Regions from separate parts of the Homo sapiens genome. Here region 2 is linked to region 1. Evidence: chromatin contacts called from ENCODE Hi-C data. All regions are on one chromosome and are shown on one strand. The core of a region is the stretch at or near the end of the contact, and the rest is flanking DNA. Distances in the headings are between cores, read along the strand shown.

The links. A loop is a pair of places that touch in the nucleus more often than their neighbours do. Pooled maps may share reads with other maps.
Region 2: a pooled map shows a loop between it and region 1 (2.7-fold over the local background). The contact joins the promoter of HOXD10 here to the promoter of GAD1 in region 1. A Hi-C loop is called at or near these places in 4 of 50 pooled maps.

Annotation. Positions count from the first base shown.
Region 1 is chr2:170,815,348-170,818,176 of GRCh38, reverse strand. It overlaps GAD1 (glutamate decarboxylase 1), which reads right to left and starts at 1,290. Exons shown (of 17, transcript NM_000817.3): 1 at 1,129-1,290. It overlaps GAD1-AS1 (GAD1 antisense RNA 1), which reads left to right. Exons shown (of 4, transcript NR_197761.1): 2 at 262-459; 3 at 1,145-1,323; 4 at 1,692-2,829. RefSeq lists an enhancer at 1,139-1,308 and a silencer at 1,396-1,475.
Region 2 is chr2:176,115,251-176,118,496 of GRCh38, reverse strand. It overlaps HOXD10 (homeobox D10), which reads right to left and starts at 1,719. Exons shown (of 2, transcript NM_002148.4): 1 at 919-1,719. The coding sequence starts at 1,663. It also overlaps a transcript of HOXD11 not described here. RefSeq lists an enhancer at 2,153-2,825.

The sequences.
Region 1 (2,829 bases), core at 41-2,540:
CACAGGGGAGCGCTCAGTGAGCGATTTTCCAGCCGAGCCGCTACAAGCCCCATTGGGCACTCAGCAGCCGGCGTGTGGGCCAGCGGGGGGAGGGCGCACGGGGCGGGCATGTCTGGTTCGGTGTCTGGTTCCCGTTGTTGTGTCTGGCTAATTCCCTGGAAAGAAAGAGGCTAACTGCTCCGGGGACTAGGGACTTTGGTGAGACAAGGTGAGAGGGGGAAAAAGGCCCATATCTTTACGTTCTCCCTCGGACTTGGCCAGAGAAGAACCACAGTCACCTTGCACTCCAGACAGCCAGAAAGCAGCGAGTCGGAATGTTGCTTGCCTCCCTCTTATCCCAGCCGGTTTTTAGCCATCGCTAAGCCTAGGGCGAGGTTTCGGTCCGGTTTCAGCGTTTCTCCTCTACCTAGCCCCCTGAGGACCCCAGATTTCTCGCGGTACAGATCCAGAGAGGGTGGGGTAAGTAAGCATGGGGAACGTCACCGGGGAAACGAACTTGCGCGCAGCGCGCAGGAGGCGGCGGACAAAGATCTTGCGCGGCGCCCCTGCTCGACTCTCGGCGCTGGCGCGATGGCGCCCGAAGGCCCCGGGACAGAGAGATTGCGGGCTAATCTGGGTAGATCGAGGACCCCACAGAGAAGGGCCCACCGGCCATCGCCTCCACACCCTCCCTCCGACCTCACTCCTAGCCCCGCGCGCGCAGTCGCACAGCAACTCGGGCAGCGGGTCGACTACGGCCCCTGGAAAAGTAACAGGTTACCGTTCCTAGTAGCGCCTTCGGCTGCTGCTGCCCAGGCGCCCTTTGGAGGGACAGGCGCTCGCAGCATGGAAGCTCAAGGGAAAATCGCTCTTGCCCCACTTCAACTAGAGCCTCAGCCTCCGTGCTTCCCCGGGGCGTGAATCCGGAGGGCAGGGATAAGAAGAGTGACGAGGGAGGCGGGGGGGGGGGGGTCCCTGCGCAGCGCACCCGTGGAGAGCAGGGACTAGGGCGGGCAGGAAGCACTCATTTCGGGAGGTTGGGTGGCCGGCGCTGGGATGGGGTTGGTTGAGAAGCCGCGGGAGGAGAGGACCTGGCTGAAAAGCCACGGTTGGGCGCTGGGAAGTCCAGGTGGTCGCTAGCTTACCCACCTCGGCTCTGCGACAGCGAGCCGGGCACTCCCGCCTTTCCTCTGCACAGCGCCCAGCGATCCGCTCGGCTCGGCCCTGACAGGCGTAATCTGCCCGGCGTCACCTCCAGCTGCTTCCTCGTTCTCGCTAGTTCCCTCTCGCACGCGAGCGCCAGGAGAAGAGAGAGATTCGGAGAGGCGGCTGCACGGCTCCGGGGTAGGCGGGGGCAGAGTGGGGAGGCGGGGACCGGATCGGCGGGGAAATCACGAGGCCGTTGCTCGCGGGGGCAGCTAGTCGGCGGAGCGGCGGGGCTCCTCTGCAGGTGCCTGACCGCCTCTGGAGCTTTATAGGGCGATTATAAATCCAGCTCACGGTTTTGCGCCCGGAAGGAAAAAAAAAAGGTCTTATGAGTAATCCAGAACGTACTCAACACGCTTTTTTTTTTTCCTTTGGAAATAGGCAGGCTGTCGGGTGAGAGGAGGGAAAAGATAATTCCTACGAAGAATTCTGCCTTTCTGAGCGTTTCTTCTTCCCTCCCCTCCTTTCCCCTCTCCCATTTCCCCTCCCCCTCCCATATATTGTAGGAGACGAGCGGCGGTTTTGCCTCAGTGCTTTTCCCCGGGGTTCCCCCAGATCTGTGACCCTGCGACGCTTCCTTGAGCGAAAGCGCGCTTTGGGTCGTGTCCTCGTTGGCTCTCTACGGAGCTGGGATTGTTGTAACCGCAAAGGAGGCAGAAATGAGGGGAGACCTCTTAGACCATGGAGGAATTACAGTTTCCTCATCCAGCCCTGGGCCCCATCAAAGTACCACACCTGGCCACAGCTACCCAGTGCCACCGGCAGAGAAAAGGACCCCGCGTCCCTTTTGCTATGCGCTCGCTCCTCGCTTTGGCCCCCTTGGTGATGGGAAAAGAAGGCCTCCTGATTAATCACGTTTGAAGGTTGATGACACGCACGAGCGCCGCTGCACGCGCATGGGGCACCCGAGCACAGAGGTGCCCGGAAGGGGCGGACCAGCCCCCCTTGCCCTGGCCCGCTCCCCCTTCGATTTCACGCGCTTTAAGGATTCTCCCTTTGCAATATTTAGGCGTAGTTAAAAGAACCGCTGCGTTGGGAGAAGCCCCTCGCCGTAAAAATGCGTTGAAAGAGAAATTCCCACCAGAGGGCGCCAAGAGCCCAGAGACGGAGAGGCCCTGCGCTCCCGGGTCTCTCCGCCAGCGCCCGAGCGGAGCCCACACCTGGAGCTGCTGGCCAGACGGTTACGCGCCGGCTTGCCTCTTCATGCCTTCCCTCACCGCCCTGTCACTAGTTTAAGTTCTCCCCTTTCTTCTCCCCCAGTTTTTTTCTTTAGGGCAAAAATGTTGATGTCTGTGCGTGTCTGGGTGACACCGTGTAGGCAGTGATTCCTTTACTGGTATTTACCGTGGTCCTCCCCCTCTCCCCAGGTGGTGCAGCACGCAGGGGTTATTTATGCGCACGTCTGGGGCCTCACTGGTTCAGCGGAGGCCCGTCCGTTTTCTTTGAATGCCTTATCGCCTTTCACCACAACACAATGGAAACACACACAAAAATATTATAAATTACCGAGAGTTCCATAAGGGAGATCGAAGGGTCCGCCCTGGGCAGACATGGCCTGATCAGCAAGAGGGATCTCGCTGTGGGGTTTGAAATAATCGCGTTGCCTTTGGTACTAAAGAAACTACTGTTTTGTCGCCTTGTCTC
Region 2 (3,246 bases), core at 470-2,969, 5.3 Mb before region 1:
CTTCCCCACCTCTCCTAGGCAGTCAGGAATCCTGACAGTCAGGTTTATAGGTGCCCATTCTCTTTCAAAAGATAAATGGGGAAGCGAGACACCTTCCCCCACCTTGCCTGGGTATTGTTGCATTCCCCAGAATTTCCTTAATTTTCATGTCTTCTTGCCCCCACACTAAAGCATTCCCCCAGAAAGGGAGCCCCCTACTGTGGCCCACCTCTAAGCACTGGGGGAGAGGAGGAGGGTTCCTTCTCAAAAAGCCAGATCCCTGGCTCTTTGCCTTAGCCCAGCCCTAAGGCTGGCCTTGCAGGGAGGGCAATGCGGGTTCCACTCTCCCCCTCCGCCTTTGCCCTCTTTGCCGACGGATTGCAAAGACTGCAGCACTTTTCCTAAACAAAGCCAAGGTTACCTAGCCCAGCAAAGGCAGTAAGCCCTGTTTCCCAACTCAAGCACCAACCAGCCCAGCCATCTCTTTCCCCTCACCACCCCCAAGCTCGCAGGATGCGGGGTGCATACACTTGAACACGAACACGGTGCCCTGGATCACCTTAACATGATCATTGGGCTCAAGGCAAAACTGGAACTGCAAATCTGAGCAGGAGAAAAGAGGCTCTGTGGTCGTGTTTATGAGCCGCAGGTCTCCTTTGCGCTCTTTTGTTGTGTTCAGGTCTAGCTCAGGAAAAATAAAACCGGCAAGCTTTTCCTCTGCCCGGGCGCCATCAGCGTGGGGCCAGGACTGGCGGAGAGGGCCAGGGCAGCAGGGGAGAAGCGGGGACTATCTCAGGGCTGAGATCACCCCTCTAAAACCAGGCGGAGCAGCACCTGCCAAGTCGGGCTCCGGCTCGGCGCTGGGCACCCCGGCACTCCCTCTCTGCCGGGTTCCCGGGCTGCGCGCCCCGCTGGGGTGGCAACTCTGCTCATACCGACCTTTGCTTTCCTTCTCCTGCACTTCGGGACTGGACACGGAGACCTCAGCCAGGCAGCTCCTCTCTTCGGGAAGGCCGCCTTTGGCCTCGGGGCTCTCCACCTGGGAGACTTTGGTGGGCTCCTGGCCGCTCACGGGCTCGTTCATCTTCTTTTCCATCTGCAGCTGGGCAGCGGAGAGCTGCGGCTTGGCCGCGCCACGAGGGTTGAGCTGGAGCATGACAGTGGAGCTGCCTTCGGGGCTATTATTGTACTCTTGGGTTTTCCCGGTGGCGTAGGTCTGACTCAGTCTAAAATATCCAGGGACGGGAACCTCAGGGTTCTCAACGGGACAAGACTCAGGGACCAGCCTCTGGTACGAAGGGACCTCGGCCGAAATGAGTTTGTTGCGCTTATCAGAATACATGCAGCAATTGGATTCTTCCTTAATGTTGGTGGTGAAGGAGCAAGTGGGGACTTGCTGTGTAACAGGTTGCTCTATTCGACAAGATCTGTTCGGATCTGTCCAACTGTCTACTTGAGGTATATAAGGATGCACATTCATACCCATATTTTGGTGGTTCACTTCTCTTTTGGCCAGAGACGGGAGCAGTCCACAGGTTTGCATTCCATAGGTCCCCATGTCTGCGCTAGGTGGTGGCATGTACATGCTGGCGCTGCTGGAATAAAAACTGTCACTCCTGCAGGCACTGATCAAGGAATCTACTAAAAAAGTATTAGCAGCAGGAGAGCTGTTGGGAAAGGACATTTTGGGGAAGAATTTGAAGAAGAGAGATTGTGTCCTTTGTAGGCTGACATCTCTAGGAAAACATTCCCCGTGTAATTGTGGATGCCTCTGCCGACCACATGACAACCAAGCCAATGAGATTTGAAAATGGCCTTGAGCCGCAGCCTCCTCTCGGGTCACGTGCTCCAGAGCCTGGCCGGCCGGCCGGGTAAGCACGGACAACAGCGACATCTACTACGCGCCCGCGATAGTGCGCGCTGGAGACAACCGGCCCAGCGCTCTCCGCCGCCCTCCTGTCCGCCTCTCCAGGGCTCGCTCGGCCAGCCCGCCCCACTCGCGTCCCCCGCTTCGGCCCCTGGGCCCAACCGGCGGAAGGAAAGTCTCAGCTCTAGGGGCCTCCAAGTGGACACGCACGGACGGGGAGGGAAGCCAGAGTGCCCTGGCGCCAGCGCACAGAAGCATTCCCCCCACACACAACCAGGCAGAACGCGCTTAAGAGGGCCGGGTCCAGGACAAGCGGGTGGGGGCGCAGGCTGGTTAATTTAGTCCCGGGCAGCCCAGCGGGAAGGTGAGTCGGATTCCGCGGGCCCTGAGACATCCCACCCCAGGGGTCCAAAGGAAAGATCCCTTGGGGCTAAGAAGCGGCCAAGGTGTCTCTAGGAGGGCGGAGGCAAAAAGGGCCGCGAGGGCCGGGAGGCCAAGCAGCTGGCCGGGCCCGGATCCCCATGGATGGGTTGGTCCCTGCGTTGTCCTCCCGCTCGGTCCTCCTGCCTGGCTCCGGGTTCCTATGCGCCCCGGAGGGCTACACGAGGCTTCGGCTCTCAGAGGAACCACACCCTGACCTCTGCGGGGCCGGACCTCTGGGAGCTTTCAGCCCAGAGACAATTCTTTGCCAGCAGTTCACTATCCGCGAAAGCGTCCCTCGGGCTCCCTGTAGGAGAACTAAACAGAGGTTTCTCTCCCCACACCCTGATAATGGAGGGCAAACAGGAAGGAAGAAAGGAAAAAATAATTTAAGAAAAGGGGAAACTCTGACCCTCAGAATCCAGAAGTTTTAGAAAACTGACTGGGCCAAGAAGGACAGAGAGAAATGCAAAGGTGTCATTTTGGTTCTTCTGCAAAGAAAAATGTTTTCCTTTTATGGATTTTGTAAAAGCACTGGTTTCTGACAAGTGCAAGGTACAAAAGGTTGTGGAATTTATTAATACATATTAAGAAGAATCAGGGCGATCAATAAAATTCTCATCTACATTCTTGGGCTACTTGGTAATTTTCTTGCTTCTGAAGGTTTTTAAAGAGTTATGCCCGCTGTTGCCACACACGGGAAGATACTTTATTAACAAATCAATCGAGACTTTGTAAAGGATAAGATTAATAGTTAAATTTACCATAATGGCGTTCGCTTTATGAATTATTGAAAATTATACTATTGATTTTTTTCCCTTCGCTGCTAACCAAGAAGGTCATTTTTGTTTTAATACAAATTGTCAAATATTAAAAGCTATACTTTTGTCAGAAGTTGAGTTTTACAGTTTTGGACAATTTCTGAAATTATTTGACAAGGCTTTGCTTGGGTAAGGGAGGGGAAGGAGGTGGGAATCTTA